Linked DNA regions of Homo sapiens: region 1 is linked to region 2. A link is an interaction called in ENCODE POLR2A ChIA-PET data of the cell type or tissue named here. Cell type or tissue: Panc1. All regions are shown on one strand. Each heading gives the region's core, and the rest is flanking DNA. Links, peaks and the distances in the headings are about the cores only.

The links. Peaks named below come from ENCODE experiments on the same cell type or tissue, not always from the same donor. Only the 100,000 strongest peaks of a DNase experiment are listed, where the experiment ranks them.
Region 1: POLR2A ChIA-PET joins it to region 2 with 5 read pairs; 20 of 35 experiments call an interaction of 5 or more read pairs at or near these places.

The regions. Positions count from the first base shown.
Region 1 is chr17:63,633,093-63,641,209 of GRCh38, forward strand. The region is part of intron 2 of MAP3K3 (mitogen-activated protein kinase kinase kinase 3); the gene reads left to right. It also overlaps the pseudogene EEF1DP7. Among named protein-coding and RNA genes, the nearest start is that of MAP3K3, 15 kb to the left of the region's middle. In Panc1, for the core only: no CTCF peak of the experiment used is centred there; no DNase peak of the experiment used is centred there.
Region 2 is chr17:63,429,789-63,437,905 of GRCh38, forward strand. CYB561 (cytochrome b561) reads right to left here. Exons shown (of 6, transcript NM_001915.4): 2 at 7,558-7,772; 3 at 6,266-6,364; 4 at 5,900-6,003; 5 at 5,298-5,455; 6 at 2,516-4,806. The coding sequence starts at 7,759. The coding sequence ends at 4,614. Among named protein-coding and RNA genes, the nearest start is that of CYB561, 12 kb to the right of the region's middle. RefSeq lists a silencer at 5,293-5,460 and enhancers at 6,770-7,684, 6,980-7,274, 7,685-8,117. In Panc1, for the core only: a CTCF peak has its summit at 5,298 (motif pointing left); a DNase peak (open chromatin) is centred at 3,603; H3K27ac peaks cover 4,308 bases.

The DNA.
Region 1 (8,117 bases), core at 1,154-6,153, 200 kb after region 2:
TGGTCCATGCCTGTAGTCCCAGCTACTCAGGAAGCTGAGACAGGAGAATCGCTTGAACCTGGAAGGCAAAGGCTGCAGTGAGCCGAGATAGCACCACTGCACTCCAGCCTGGGCAAGACAGAGTGAAACTCTGTCTCAAAAAAAAAAAAAAAGTTATATATGCCATGCAGTTATGGATCTATGATTTGGAGTCTTAAAGCCTTGTGTAAGCATTTCATCTGTTATGGGGACAGTATTCATATTCGTTTTTCCCCTTTACTGATATTTGGCAAATATTTAATTCAGATTCATGATCCCTAAGTCAGAAGGTTTTTAGCTACCTTACAGTATATAGTCAGGAAAAACTAATTAATTTGGTATTAGCTTATGTAAAATATAATTAAGAAGGTAAATTTATTAATTAAAATGTCACCTAGTATATTCTGAAGGCAATAATGAGTGATTTTGTTATTACTGTTTACAGTTATTTTACCTTATTAACCTTATTGATAGTGCCTGTTTTATTGAGAGTTGTATGCTTCTTTAGGAAAACATTGCCTATTTTCCTTAACATTTAAACTTGTGTGTCATTGACAATCTTCTTCTCACCTGTAGTGCCACTTACCTGTTTCCTGGGTACTTTGTTCTGCAGAGAGGAGTGAATGATGGGGAGCTTTCCTACCTAGTGGGTATCCAGTGCTGTGTCAGCTAGCTATATTGGGCATGTTTGATGAAAATTTGTGTATGACATTCTCCCTTTTGGTTCTGTTTGTTATCAGCTAACCTCCTTTCTTCTCATTTGCACCTTGTTTACCAATTCTTCAGAATTGGTTCCTAGAGATAGTATAAGGCCCTAAAACTTTTCCTGTCTGTGGTCTGCTAGATAGAGCCTTCCAGAGTATTTCCTGCCTTTAGGAATCCTAGGGACCCCAAGGGAAGAGGAGTCCTTTTGTTTCATGTTAAAACAGAAGGATTAGTTTAAAAAGCTGCTTTTGTTGTTGTTACCTTATAGTACTGGAGGTATAAACAGATAAGGGCCCATTCTTACACTATTTTCATATGTTATTCAGTCTGACTGTGTGAGTTCTCCCTTGCTATAACTCATTTGTATTCAAAGCCACTTTTCGAAGGAGCATTTTACCAGAAGTGAGTCCCCTCCCCCTTGCTTGAGCCTAATGACCTCACTTTCCTTCCTGTCTTCCTATGTAGTGTGTGCTTGCTAACATTGCTCCAGTTAGCTGATCTTTCTCCAGACTGGACTATTAGCATGAATATCAGTTAGTGGGTGAAAAGGGGAAGCTTTCTTGAATTGGAAGGCCCAAAAGGACGAGGCTGGGAAAAGGAGGGGCGGAATGGTCACTGATGGTTCCTTGAAGGAGGATTCCTTTTTAGGACTCCTTCTGCTTAGAGCCTAAAAGCCATGATGAGGGAAGTCTTGATCTTTTGCTGTGCCTGCTGCTGCGCTGGTAGAGTGAAGTCAGTGGTTATGAAGGCAGAAGCCTAAAAAGGATTGACTGTTAGGAAGTAATCTTAACAAGAGGTACTAGATCTTTGGATCCATGATTTACTTCAATGTTGTCAAACTTATGTTGCACGAAGGATACAAATTATTAACCTCAGTTTTTTTGTTTTTAAAGAAAAAACACAACAGCAGCAGCTCAGCCCTTCTGAACAGCCCCACAGTAACAACAAGCTCATGTGCAGGGGCCAGTGAGAAAAAGAAATTTTTGGTAAGGATCCAGATTACCTGTTAAAGCCAAAATGTACTTTTAAATCTGCTACTCATGCTGCAACAGCAGAATTCACTTCCCAGACAAGTTGTTTTAGTGGATTTGTAAAAAGCATTGGTTACCCGTGACCTGTGTTCAGTGCTTCTAGTCACCATTTCTCACAACAGTATTATTCATAAACAGCCTCTATCAGTGCTGTCCAATAAACCTTCTGTGATGACAGAAATGTTTTATATCTCTGCTGTCCAATGTGGTTTTGTAGCCACTAGCTACATGTGGCTGTTGAGCAACTAAGGAACTAAATTTTAAATTTTATATCATTTTAATTAATTTAGACAGCCACATGTGGCTAGTGGCTATTGTATTGGACAGCATGACTTTATGCACTATGTAAGGGACTGTTGATTTATTGGGCAAGAAATTATGTATATGCTTGGAGATGTGTAGATATTCATTGGTATGTTCATTCCTTACACACGTCATGAGTTTCTGTACATTGTGATAAGCTAATAATGGGAATCCTACCTAAGATTTCTGTTTTAGGAAGAATGTGAAGATGTGGAACTAGAACAGCTGTTTAGAAATTGAAGCTCAAAGTTTTATGTTAATATGGGCAAAAGGGGAAATAAAATGCTAAGATAGCTTTTCCTCTTAATGAAGTCAAGGTTATAGAATGGCCTGTCCTGGGAAGTGTAGCAGATGTTTTGCTTCTGACCAAGAGGGATATTCTTCAGCAAAATTCTGAAAGCAGAAAAAGACAAAGTCTCAGCAAATGCATTTCTAGGAAAGATAGGGTAAGAGGTAGTGCGGGGAAGATGTTGGGGAGAGGTATTTATAGCCTAGTATAATGAAAGGAGCCTGGTGATATTAATAATCATTTAACATCGGATTTTATAATTCACAGAGTTACACATTTATTATTATTATTGTAGTTTTTGTTAGCCTAGGCCTGAGATAGAATGAAACAGTTTTCTTCATTACCAGTTCTTCTGCCAGAAAGTCCATGCTTAGGAAGAGAGAGGAATGAAAGATCAAAACCTAATTTAAATGGTGAAGAGTTGCCAAATTTGGTTAAGAAATGTCTAATTGGATTACAGATTCAAATTACAGAGTCCCAGTTGAAAGAAGCTAAGCATTTTGGCTAGCTGGAAAGGTTGTTTATTCAAGGGTGGAATGGGGCTGGCAGAGGCAAACAGCCTTTCACTATGAGAATGGCAGTGCTGGCTACAAGGCAGAGTCGAGACTGGCACAGCTTCATGGAGCTCAAGCTTGGCCCAGCAAGGAAAGCCAGAGGAGCTGTGGGTTCATTAACAGGATTGTTTGGGTGCCGAGGCCTGGAAGAACTGAAAAATCTAATTTAATATCTCTGCTTAGCAAGACTTGAGACATCCTTTTCCCTAAGTAAACAAGCTTGGTAAGTAATTGAAAAAGAGAATGGATTTGAGAACAAATAGGCAGCTATGGAAGTACATGGGCAGTGAGCTATTAACAATTTTCTAGGAGGTAGATTCTGTATTCTCTGTATTCTAGGAGTACAGAGAATACTGTACACTAGGAGCATTTGCTGTATTCTCCCTTTTGTATATTGGGTCTCTGGAAGCCTACAGCGTGGTTAGAGCTGACTGAATATTCTTAGATGTGTGGCACATCCTACGTGTGGCTGGGTCCTATGGATAGTTTTGCAGGCCATGATGTGCAGTGTCCCTTTAGCAGTCATTAACTCACAGTGAGTTATCAATGGGTGTTAGTTCTCTGTGGGTCTGACAACTTAGTATAGTGAAAAGAGTGCTGGCCTGTGGCTGAACATGCTGGAGAAGAGCTTGCCTGGCCACAGGGACACAGCCACGCAGATCCAGCATGTGTCTCCCATGTGCCAAGTGGAGCCCCCAGCCAAGAAGGCAGCCACACTAGCAGAGGGTGACAAGGACAATGACATTGACCTGTTTGTCAGCGACAATGAGGAGGAAGACAAGGAGGCAGCCCGGCTGTGGGAGAAGTGGCTGAGGTGGTATGTGGAGAAGAAGGCCAAGAAGACTGCGTTGGTGGTCAAGTCCTCCATCCCGCTGGACATCAAGCCTTGGGACAATGAGACCAATATAGCCCAATTGGAGGCCTGTATGCGCTTCATCCAGCTGGACGGGCTGGTCTAGGGGGGCCTCCAAGCTGGTGCCCATGGGCTACGGTATCCGGAAGCTGCAGATTCAGTGTGTGGTGGGGGACGACAAGGTGGGGACAAACTTTCTGGAAGAGGAGATTACCAAGTTTGAGAGCGTGTGTAGAGTGTCGATGTTGCAGCTTTCAACAAGGTCTGAAGCCTTAGAGTGTGTGTGCGTGCATGCGCACGTGTGCAAGTGTGTGAGGCCCTGCCACTATTAAAAACTGAGACCAACCAAAAAAAAAAAAAAAAAAAGAGTACTGGCCTAGGAGTCATAGAGTTGTTACTCATCTATTAATGTAGGATTTTATAATTTATAGAGTGCTTTCAACAACAGTTAACATCAATGCTATAAGCATGTGTATAAGGTTTACACAGCTTTTACACAAAGGTATTGAGTAGAGGCAGGAAGTAAATCCAAGCCTTCTGATTCCTAGTCACCGTAATTTTACCATGTATAAGTCATATAACCTTTCTGAAGTGAGTTTTTCCATCTGAAATATAGACTTAATACTCACTGTGTCTACCTCTTAAGATTGTTGTAAGATCATAGACAGAATGTGAAATATTTTGTACATTGTAAAACAAATGTACAAATGTGAAGTTGCAGTGGTTATGTCACTTCTTATGTTCTGGCACTGCAGGTGTGAGCTTTGGGGAAAGCTTCTAACTACAACTGTCCATAGTGTTGTGGAACTGAAAGGATTAAGGTTTTTCTCTCTTTATGGGATTATCATTACTGTTTATCTGATGATCTTTGCAAATTTCTGAAGCTAGCCTAATTTCTGAAAATCCCAGTGGAGGAAGAAATGGAATCCTTATTTCCATGGATTCCTGTTTCCCTTGAATCTTATCAAAATGGTAGGTAGATACTTGAACAGAGTCTGGGCTCTGGATCTAACCCTCCAGATGTTCATGAGTGGGTGCTTCAGAACAGAAAAGCTGCTTTCTTCATGATAGGCACAAGCAGGGCAGGGCCTTGGCTATCATTTCTAGAGGAAGAGAATTCCAGGATCTGTTCCCCCAGCAGGGTCAGTGATTGAGCAGACTGTCTTTTGCTTTCAGTGTGAAAGACCTGGCTCTTCAGGACCTCCCTTCTCTTTCAAGGGTTGTTGATAAGATGGGCTGGCCAGTTTGAAAATAAGATATAAAACAACACACAAGCCTGGCATTATATTTTGTAAGAAGATTGCTTTATAATCGTCTCTTCCACTGATCTCCTACAACTTTCCAGAGTCATGCTTAAAAATAAAATTTTAATTTTTGTTGTATTTTTTTTTCCTTTCATTCACTTACTCTCTTTGGCAAAATAAGGACTGCAATTCCAGAAATGTGGGGAGGCATCAAAGGTATGTAGCAAATGCAGGGAGAGAAATCAGTACAGAATCAGAGCGAGGATAAGAAGAATGATGGGTAACTGAGGCCTTTTTCAGGTCAAGTTAGTTCATAAACCTTTGGTTAATAAATCCTGATTTTTCTGGATTCTTGAAAGCTTTTTGGGCTACATGTTCAGCTGTTGAGTCCAGACTTTGAGAAGGTCATTTCTGCTTTAGTGTTATTGTCAGTTATTCCTGTTGCTCCTGCTGAGTCCCTGAATCTGTAGCTCAACCCGACAGCCCGCACTGTCTCTCTCCTGAGCGTGGCTGTCACTACTGCTCTCACCGGATTGCCTGTGGTGGGGAGGGGACATGAAGCTGCTTAGACCTGAATTTCTGTACTAGAACTTTTTTCTCAGTAGCTGACACCTCCATTCAGTTTAACATGTGCCTATGGTCACGCTTCTCAGACACACAAAAGAAATGTATGTCGGTCAGGAGTGGTGGCTCATGCCTGTAACCCCAACACTTTGGGAGGCCGAGGCAGGCGGATCACCTGGCCTGGCCAACGTGGTGAAACCCTGTCTGTACAAAAATACAAAAATTAGCTGGGCATGATGATAGGTGCTTGTAATCCCAGCTACTTGGGAGGCTGAGGTGGGAGAATCGCTTGTACTTGGGAGGCGGAGGTTGTAGTGAGCCGAGATCACTGCACTCCAGCCTGGGCGACAGAGCAAGACTCCATCTCAGAAAAAAAAGAAAAAAGAAAGGTATGTCATATTCCCTGTACCCCAGGAATCATGCAGTCTTACTGGGAAGTGAGGACTACATGAAAAAAAGAAAGTATGATATGACTATGCCTCACTGTGTGGTACAGAGAGTAAGTGCTATAGAAGGCCAGGAAAATGAAAGATGAGCCTGGGCCAGAGGAGCTATGGAGTCATTTCAGGTGGAAGGGCACTTGAACTAGGCTGTGAAGGAAGTATAAACAGTTAGGTAGAACGGAGGAAGGGTGGCACTCCAGGTCAGGAAACAGAATGATTAAAGGCCTAGGGGAAGAAGCAAACATGGCTTGTATCAGGAAACAAGGTGAGCTTTGATCTGGCTTTAAAGGGGGGTCCCTGTGGGGAACAAACAGTGTGAGATGATCAGGTAAACTGAATGAGCCTAAATCCCAGAGGGCTTTGAGTGATAGCAGAGAATTTAGACTTTATTCCATAGATAATGGGTATCACTGATTACCTTATGAACAAAGAAGGAACATGGTGAAAAAGGTGATTGAGATGGTTGGAACTGTAGAGGAACGCAGAGTGGGTTGGAAATGGGGAGCTGAAATGTATCCTCACTCTGATTCTGTACTGATTTCTCTCCCTGCATTTGCTACATACCTTTGATGCCTCCCCACATTTCTGGAATTGCAGTCCTTATTTTGCCAAAGAGAGTAAGTGAATGAAAGGAAAAAAAAATACAACAAAAATTAAAATTTTATTTTTAAGCATGACTCTGGAAAGTTGTAGGAGATCAGTGGAAGAGATGATTATAAAGCAACCTTCTTACAAAATATAATGCCAGGCTTGTGTGTTGCTTTATATCTTATTTTCAGCTTTATACATTTATAAATGTATAAAGATATAATGCTTTATATCTTATTGACTCTGGGATCAAGGGGAAAGGGTCTCACTGAAGGTGATGTCAGGGAGAATGGGAAGCAGAGTCTTATACCGGAGGTCTTTGAGAGGAGAATTGAAATTTGCTCCCTGGCTGTGAGGAGGAAAAGGAAGGAAAGAATCAAGCATTACTCAGAGATGTAACTGTGTAGCTGGGAGCACAGCAGTACCAATGTTAGAAATAGTGACACTGAGCCAGGCATGGTGACATGCGCCTGTAGTCCAAGCTGCTTGGGAGGCTGAGGCAGGAGGATCACTTGAACCCAGGAGCTCAAATCTGTAGCGCACAGTGATTGTGCCTGTGAATAGCTACTGCACTCCAGCCTGGGCAACATAGCGAGACCCCATCTCTGAAAAGAAAGTAATAGTTGAGAAGGGAGACTAGTTTAGGAGAGTAGTTGATATAGACACATATGGCTAGATTGAGTTTGAGATTACAGTGGGAAAAAACCTCAAGAGTGTGTGAGGTATGTGTATGTGTGTACGTTGATTTTTGCAGGTCCATAATCTGTTATCTGCAGTTCTGAGATCCAAACAGTACTACAAACTAAAGGGGTATTTTTAGTTTTTAGTTTCTATTTATTATTTTTTAATTTGTAGCAGACTCATTTGGCAACCAGACCTGTCCTGAATAGACACAGGGCAATTTATGGTCTTTCTTTATTCTACTTATTGTGAATATTCATACTTTTCATTGCAAAAATTAGGATAGCTTCGATAAAAAGCATGTACTCTGTTAACAAATAGACTCCAAATCTCAGTGATTTAACACAGTATTCCCAGTACAAGGAGGGGGAGAACAGTGTTGCCCAGAGTTACTTAGGAACCTGGATTGAGGGAGACTCCTCTGTCCTAGGACATGTGCCTGCCAGGGAAGAGAGTATAGAACTTGATTCTGTTCCTAGCTCTTGGTCAGAACTAGGGACAAACCCCCCAAACTAACTTTTAAGAGGTCCAGGAAATACTTGAGCATTCTGCCTCTACCACAGTAGTACTGTCTCAGACACCCCCCACTCCACTGCCTGGGGAGGCATCACATGATTTATAGAACATCTACCATACTACCCCTCTAAATCCAAAACATGCATTCTGAAACACTTTTGGCCCCAAGAATTTTGGCTAAAGGATAATAGACCTGTATTACCATTTACCAACCACTTGTATATCAGGTACTGTTCTAATCACTTTACCCAATTATATGATTTAATTCTTTTGATAATTCCGTAAATTGGATACTATCATTCTCACTTTACAGATGAGGAAACTAAGT
Region 2 (8,117 bases), core at 1,642-6,641:
CTACTCAGAGTAGAAGCAAACAGCAAACTCAGCAGAAGTCTGTGTAGATCCTCCGAAGCACTAAGTAAGTCAGACTTTCTTCCCCTGGATATCTGCTCATGGGTACCTTTTGGTAACTGCAGGCAGACACAGTACGCACGTGCACATGGTGGCCAAACTCCCCTGCGGTCGGCTGGGAATGGGTAGGCGAACCAGCGGGGAATGGAGTCACCCTCTTTCAGCTTTAAAAACAAGTTGGAGGAGCTTGGAGTCTTGGCAGCTGAGTTATTCCATTCTCAGGAATAAGATGGGGCACTGATAACAGGTATCATGTCTGGAAGGCCCTGTGATGAAGAGAGGGCCCACATAGAAGAGAAGGTGCTCAGAGTCCATTCTAACAGGCCATCCTCTTGGGAGGTCCATTGTGTCCCAGACACTGTGATAGGGACTTCACATGTGTTCCCTAATGTATTCCTCACACCTCGACAGACGACACTGCTGTCTCCAAAACAAATGCAGAAGCAGATCCTGAGAGCTGAAGTTGCTCAGGGTCACAGAGGCACAGGTAGGCCTCTGAATCAGCCACACTGACAGCTCTTCCCTCCACCACGCTGCCTCCTCTCTCAGAAGGGATGGTCTGAAAAGAGCAAGCAACCCGAATGGCGCCCCACGGAGTGCAGGCGCTGGGTCCAGGAGGATGGCTTGGGAAATGCCGCGTGCTTGTTTGGAGAAATAACTCTATGCCACAGTCAAGAGGAGTCGCTTTGGGACCCCAGTAAGAAAATGAGGTCCCTGCTATTATCCAGCCAGAGATTCGTAGAGGAAGAGGTGAAGTGGCTGGCTGGAGAGGGAGGCATCATCCCTTGGTGACTGGGATCACTTCAATATTCACAGAGACCCATAAGATTCAGAGGCTGGTGCAAAAAAAAAAAAAAAAAAAAAAAAAACAGAAATGAGATGCTGACTGAGGAACCAGTTTGTGACATGTATCAAGCCTTGTGCTTTGAATGCTTTTCAGTAAATAAAGGTCCACACTCAGCTGGGCGTGGTGGCTCACACCTGTAATCCCAGCACTTTGGGAGGCCAAGGCGGGTGGATCACCTGAGGTAGGGAGTTCAAGACCAGCCTGACCAACATGGAGAAACCCCATCATCTCTACTAAAAATACAAAATTAGCTGAGTGTGGTGGCGCATGCCTGTAATCCCAGCTACTCAGGAGGCTGAGGCAGGAGAATCGCTTGAACCCAGGAGGCGGAGGTTGCAGTGAGCTGAGATTGCGCCATTGCACTCCAGCCTGGGCAACAAGAGCGAAACTCCGTCTCAAAAAAATAAAATAAAAATAAAGGTCCACATGGAAGCCTTGATTCAGGAGGGACTCTACAGGTGCCCTAAGGAAAGACCTCTCCGTTCTGGCTCCTACACGTTAGAGACCAGCTACAATGCAGAAGACAAAGTTGAGACCAACGCGGGGAAGCAGGGACTCCTGTTACCTTATTAGAGGATTTGCTGTTGGGTCCCTTTAAATAGTGAGCTCTGGTGAGTTTTTAAATTGCTTTAAGTAAGTCAGAGGTCCCCAGCCCCAGGGCCACAGACCAGTATGGGTCTGTGGCTGTTAGAACCTGGCTGCACAGTAGGAGGTGAGCAGCAGCGGGTGAGCATGACCACCTGAGCTCCGCCTCCTGTCAGATCAGCTGCAGCATTAGATTCTCATAGGAGTGCAGACCCTATTAATTATGAACTACGCATGCGAGGGATCTAGGTTGCATGCTCCTTAGGAGAATCGAATGATCTGTCACTGTCTCCCATCACCCCCAGATGAGACTGTCTAGTTTCAGGAAAACAAGCTCAGGGCTCCCATTGATTCTACATTATGGTAAGTTGTATAATTATTTCATTATATGTTACAATGTAATAATATAAAAATGCATAATAAATGTAACGTGCTTGAATCATCCCAAAACTATCCCCCACCCCCAGCCCTGGTCTGTGGAAAAATTGTCTTCCACAAAACCTGTTCCTGCTGCCAAAAAGGTTGGCGGCCACTGCTTTAAGTGACAAGGCACAAAGCGCACAGTACGATCCCACCCAAATTTGCCAAAAACTCACCTTCTGCCTGAGCCACGTACGTGGATCTAAAGTGGAATCTCAGCTCGTTCCAAAAGCTTTGCTCCTCTTCTTAAGGATCAAAAAGACTGATTTCAAAGGGAAAGGGGTCCATTAAACACTGGGGGACCTTCCTTGCCAAGGCTCTTATCAGGCTCTTGCAGCTCCACCATCCAGGCCACCCTCTCAGGCTGAGAGGAAAGGGCTTATCTAACCATGTGGAAACAACACTGCCTCTGCTGGGTCGAGACTGGACAACCGCTGGGCCTTTTCAGCCCCTAGGCCATGATCAATATCACTAATCGCTTTACCTTCTGTGCCCAGCCTGCGGATATTCAATTTCTCTCAGGCCTAGAGCTAACGTCATGTGTCTGGCTGCTAAAAGCTCCGGCTCCTTTTATTACCACAGTAAAGGAAGATAACAGGCGAGAGGTCTGCTGTAGACATTTATTGAATCATCTGTTGCACCAACAGCACATTGTATTTCACAGAAGATTGGCCACAGGCAAAATAAAATAACCCACCACAAATCCGCTTCTGGGGGCCTTCTTCAGCTCCTTAGTCATCCAGTGTTCACTTTGGCAAACAGACCAGTTTACAGACTTTTGTTGCAAATCTAAGGTTCCATTTCTCTCTGTAGCATTCCGGCTAGAGAGAGACACGATTGTACTTTGGTAGTTTGTCTAAGGCGGAGTTTTCCCACATGTAAACATTTCACTATACAAGTGTGTGCCAGCTGATTGAAGAACTGACGGCACCCCTACCCCTGAAGAGTGTACAGTCTAAACAGGAGGCGAACACTGTCATCCGGACAGGCTGAGAGGAGGCGGGGAAAGGGGCTCGAAGGAGCCTGGGCAGACCCTGCTGGGGAGGGGCCTGGACTACAACCACCTGCTCCCAGAAATGACACTGCCTGAGGCAGGAGACACAGCAAAAGCCAACTATGGGAAATCTGAGCATTAGAGGAGACTGGCCCCTTTCTCTAAGACGGCCTCAGGTAGGAAAAGGGCAGCCATTACAAGAAGAAGAGTCGTCAGGTTTGGAAACTGTATATTAAGCCCTTCACTGAAGTACACAGTGTCTGTGTGTGTCTCAAGCTAAGCCATGCTCCTCAAACACCCAAAAAGAAAGGAAAACAGGGAGAGAACAGTCACCAGATCCAAGAAGCACATGATCGGTGTTCTTTTTTTTTTCTTTTTTGAGCCTGTCGCCCAGGCTGGAGTGCAATCTCAGCTCACTGCAAGCGCCATCTCCCGGGTTCACACCATTCTCCTGCCTCAGCCTCCCAAGTAGCTGGGACTACAGGCGCCCACCACCACGCCTGGCTAATTTTTTTGTATTTTTAGTAGAGACGGGGTTTCACTGTGTTTGTTAGTCAGGATGGTCTTGATCTCCTGGCCTCGCACACGATCAGTGTTCTAATCACACTATTTCCAGGCCGAAGCCAAATGGTGACTCAGCTAACATGACACTCTTTATGGGGCTGGAGTGATGTGCAGACACCACGGGGGATGACTGTAGTTGTTCTGACTCCATCCTGACTTCCTGGAAAGATGGGCAGCAGATAAGGAGAAGGCTCGTCCTCCAGAACAGAGGCAGCAGCTCCAGCAGCCCCAGGGGGCTCTAGCCACAGCCAGCAGCAGCGGTTTTTCATTTAAAAAATTATAAGGTTTGTGCCCTCTGCCTCCCAGCCTGAGCAGAGCCTGGGTGAGCCTGGGAGAGGAAACCAGAGCTGAGCCGCAAGGGGGGTGCTACAAGGAGGGAGCCCCAGCAGGAAGGGGCTGCAAGGTGCCCCCCATCCCCAACCCCCATGTCTGGAGCAGCCTGGGAGGAGGCCCGCCTGCATCTGCCAAGAGAAAGTCTGTCTGAAGTCATGGGCTTCTATCCCCTCTCCCACCAAAGCCATCCTAGGGCTAAAGGGTTAAAGAAGAGGAAGGTCAGGACTACAGCTGGGCCACAGCCTCATCTCAGAGCTTCCCAGGGGCCAGTCCCTCCCCTCTCCTGGGGAACCTTGCTTTCACCACCAACATACTTTACACATCATATCACTTGCTCCTCTGCCAAAGGCCGGGCCCATTTGTGCCACGTGTTATTCAGGCTGGAGGGACTCCTTGTTTGAATTCAGCAGCCATCGTGGCCTTTCCAGGCCTGTCCCTGAGGCCCCCCCAGTTTCCCCTGGCCTTGCCCCAGGCATCTGCTGCCAGGAGGGTGGGGCCTCCTCTCTCGCTTCTTTAAAGATCTGTGCTCTGCGACCAGGACCGAACACCCGAAGTCCTACCCAAAGCCTTCTGCACTGAAGGGGGCAACAGAGACACGGGAGCCACACACAATGAACTGGTCTATAGCAGCGGAGAAAGGAGAAGCAGAGGAGGCGGAGACCTGACCCCAGAAAGCAGCACTCAAACAGATGCAGCTGCACCCACGCGCCCGCCTGCTGCCAGAGCCACTCTCCGGAGCCTGCAGTCCTGAAGACGCCTCAGCAGGGGCAGGCAAGAAGACACCCCGCGAACCCCCAGGGCCGGCCGGGCGCATCACTGGGAGCCGGGGCTATCTCCCTCCGTCAGCGTCTTGAAGTCCATGGAGAGGGCCTGCTCTTCCGCCTGGGAAGGCCGCTTCCAGTCGGCCCGGGTCAAGATGTAGAGCACCGCCCCACCGAAGCAGGCCAGCAGCAGGCCCAGCACGTTGGCCAGGACACCCTCGGGCTCAAATGCGCTATACTTGCCCCTGCAGGGGTGAGAGGAAGGGAGAAGCTGCCCAAGGGGTCACAATTAGGCCAAATGCCCTTTGTATCCTGGGCCTTAAAGATGCCATGGGGATTCCAGCACCAGCCCCTGCCTCCCTGCCCTGCCTGAAGAGAACAACCATCCCCCCGCCCCCAACCAGCAATCTCCAGCTATGGCTCACAGACAAAAAGAGATGGGCAATGTAAAAACCTAGATCAATATTCTAGCTCTAAGCAGTTGTCCTGCAGATCCTGCTGCGTGGTGGGAATAAATAGGGTGCCCATAGCCCAGAAGTTTCTTTGAAAGGGTAAAATCAAGAAAGCTAACCAAAGCCAAGCCCCAAGCACCCAAATCTTAGCAAGCATAACTACAGCCACCAGTTGTGACGCCACGAGAGGCGGCTCAGGAAGCCACAGCTGGGGAAGCTGAAGGCAGGGTGAGGTCTGTGCAAGGGTGGCCCAGGCCCTGCCCTCTCCCACCCAGGACACTCACCCGAGGTTGAACAGCAGTGCCTCCTTCAGGCCCAGCAGGGCGGTGCCCACGGAAAGGAGGAAGATGGTAGCACCAAAGAAGATGTGCTGTGGGCGGTAGCGGCTCCGCAGGGAGAATGAAGCTCCGGGGAACAGGAAGAAGCTGAAGCCCACCAGCCACTAGGATTTGAAAGGAGACGGTTCCGGGACAGGGCGGCCGGACACCCCAGCAGCCGAGGTCGGCCAGGCCCACACCCACGTGCCCACGTGGCGACTGTGAGCCCCTCAGCCCTGCCTGGTTTCCTTCCTCCTCAGCACAGTGGTGGGAGGAGCACTAAGCGCTTAGGGACAAGGGACCGGTCCCCCAACGCTTGAGGCCTTGGCACACTCAGAAAGCTGGGCTTGTGGCCAAAAGTGCTGAGTCAGCCATGGGGCGCCTGGGAGCTGGGCACCCTTGGCCGCCAATCCTAGCTTTGCACCCGCACAGGCCTGGGAAGGCAGCTCTCTCACCTGCACACACCCCAGAAATCAGGCCCTTCCATGAGGTACATTTCAGCCCAGCTCCCCTCCTCCTCCCACCTCCCTGGTAGGTGGCCCCAGGCCCGGGGTGTTGGAAGGACTCACCTGCACAAAGTACAGGACAAAGACAAGGATCCCGCACCAGCTGTGTAGGCTGTACAGGTCAGCGTAGCCCTTCTTCCTGTGGTAGTCGAACACCGCCACCAAGCCTGGGCCAGAGACAGGTCATATGAGGACAGGGTTGGATGTGGAAAAGGAAGGTGTAAGATGACCCAGGGGAACCAGCTAGCGGGACTTCTGGGCTTTAGTCCCAGCTCGAGGGCTGCCAGCACCTAGTGGCCCTGCAGGGGATGTTTGGGGTGGGGGCGGGCCCATCACAGCTCTGGGGAGGGAACAGAGCAGGTGAAGCGGCTGTTTGCCATACCTGAAGAGGCAGGCAGGTGGCGGGGAAGGCCGCGCCCGGGAACTCACCAACCAGGGCGATGACGAGCGCAAAGATGTGCAGCAGCCCGTGCAGGACCTTGGTGGTGCGTTTAGCTTCGTTCCTGAAGACACGGTAAACCAGCAGGGCTGTGGGAGGTGAGAGAGGGAACGTGAGTGCATCCGCCTGTGCGTGAGGCCTCCTGCCCCAGCAGCAAGGAGGCACCTTGGTGGAGAGGTGATGTGAGCTGACGGCTTGTAACAGGAGCCTAGCTGCAGGAACCGGAGGAGAAAGCCAGGTTCCCTGGGGACCCTGGGCAGCTCCTGGCCTTCTCTGAGGGCACCTAGGGCTGTGTGCACCTTAACACCCCTCCCCCACCCTCCAACCTCCCCCAGCTGTGCACAAAGAGGGCAGGGCCGGAGGCTGCACCACAGTCCCCACCACCAGGACAGGCAGTGAAGGCAGCGCCTCTGCCCTCGTCCCCACCTAAAGGAGCTGCCCGGCCCAGCAGACGCCCCCCTCCACCCACCTTCTTGTCAGGTGTCCTGCAAATTCCAGGCTGTGTTTGAGGTCCACTGTTGGTCACACTGAGGCAACAAGCAGCCTCTGAGTTCACCTGTTAGCCACGTGGCTCCTCACACAGGCCCCCACCTAAGCCTGGGCAGATGGTCCTACTCCTAGCAAGCAGGCGCCTGGCTCCCAAGCAGAACCTTGTGATCCCAGCCTGATCTCCCGCGTCCAGAAGAGGTGGGCAAGGCCAGGTCACGTGAGGAATGCCTCTTAGCTTTCTGCTGCTCAGGAATGGCTGTCACCAGGACCACCTCTAGGAAGAGCGGGTCAACCGGATGCAGATCCCGCTTCCTGGATCCCTGGCCTGGAGGCAGGTGGAGGCCAAGCACTGCCTTGCTCCTGCCCCAGGGGGAGGCGCTCTAGCTCTGCCAAGTCCAAGACCAACAACACACATGCGCGCGCACGCACGCACGCATACAAACTCTCACATATGATTACTTTTTTTCCCTCAATTCAAACCACCCCTGCAGCAGGGCCTGGCTCGGAGCCTCATTCCTTTCCCTCTGCTGCAAGAAGTGCCCGCCTTGGATGCTGTGTGTGGAAACGAGGTGAAAATGCTGGACCAGGCTGGAGAGGAGCTGCCACTCACCAACCTCAGAGCCTGGGTTTGGATTCCATCTCCCCAGGCTCTGAACCAGCTTCTGTCTCTGTCTTTTCTAGAATCTTAGATTTGTCCAACCAGAAGAGACCGCAGGGGTGACAAGACCCCTGCAAACTGCCTCTCAGGGACCCCCACAAGCCCGGGAAAAGAGGAGCGGCCCATGGGACTCACCATTTCCCTGCAGGAAGATCAGGCCTATGACCATGCAGAGGGGGTGCGCGTTGAACTGCAGGTCGCTCTCCCAGGCAATGCCGCCTCGGTACAGCCCGAGCCACGCGCCGGTCATGGCCACCAAGGTCAGGCCCAGCAGCTGGGAGAAGGCCACGTAGTAAGGCAGTGCTGTGGGGGTGGCTGCCGCGGCCCCGCCCTCCATGCTGAGGCAAACGCTGCAAGAAAGAGCAGAGCTCAGAGGAGCAGCGCACAGCACCCCGAGATGCGCACAGCCCCCGCGGATGCACACAGCCCCCCAAGATGCGCACAGGCCCCCCGAGATGTACACACCCCTCAAGATGCGCACAGCCGCCCCCGGAGATAAGCACGGTCCCCCCAGATATGCACAGCCCCCCCCGAAATGCGCACAGCCGCCCCTGCTAGATGCGCGCAACACCCCCCCCGGGTTGCGCACAGCCCCCTCCAGATGCGCACAGCCACCCCGCTAGATGGGCACAGCCCCCCCGAGATGCACACAGCACCCCCAGATGCGAGCAGCCCCCCTGAGATGCGCATGTCCC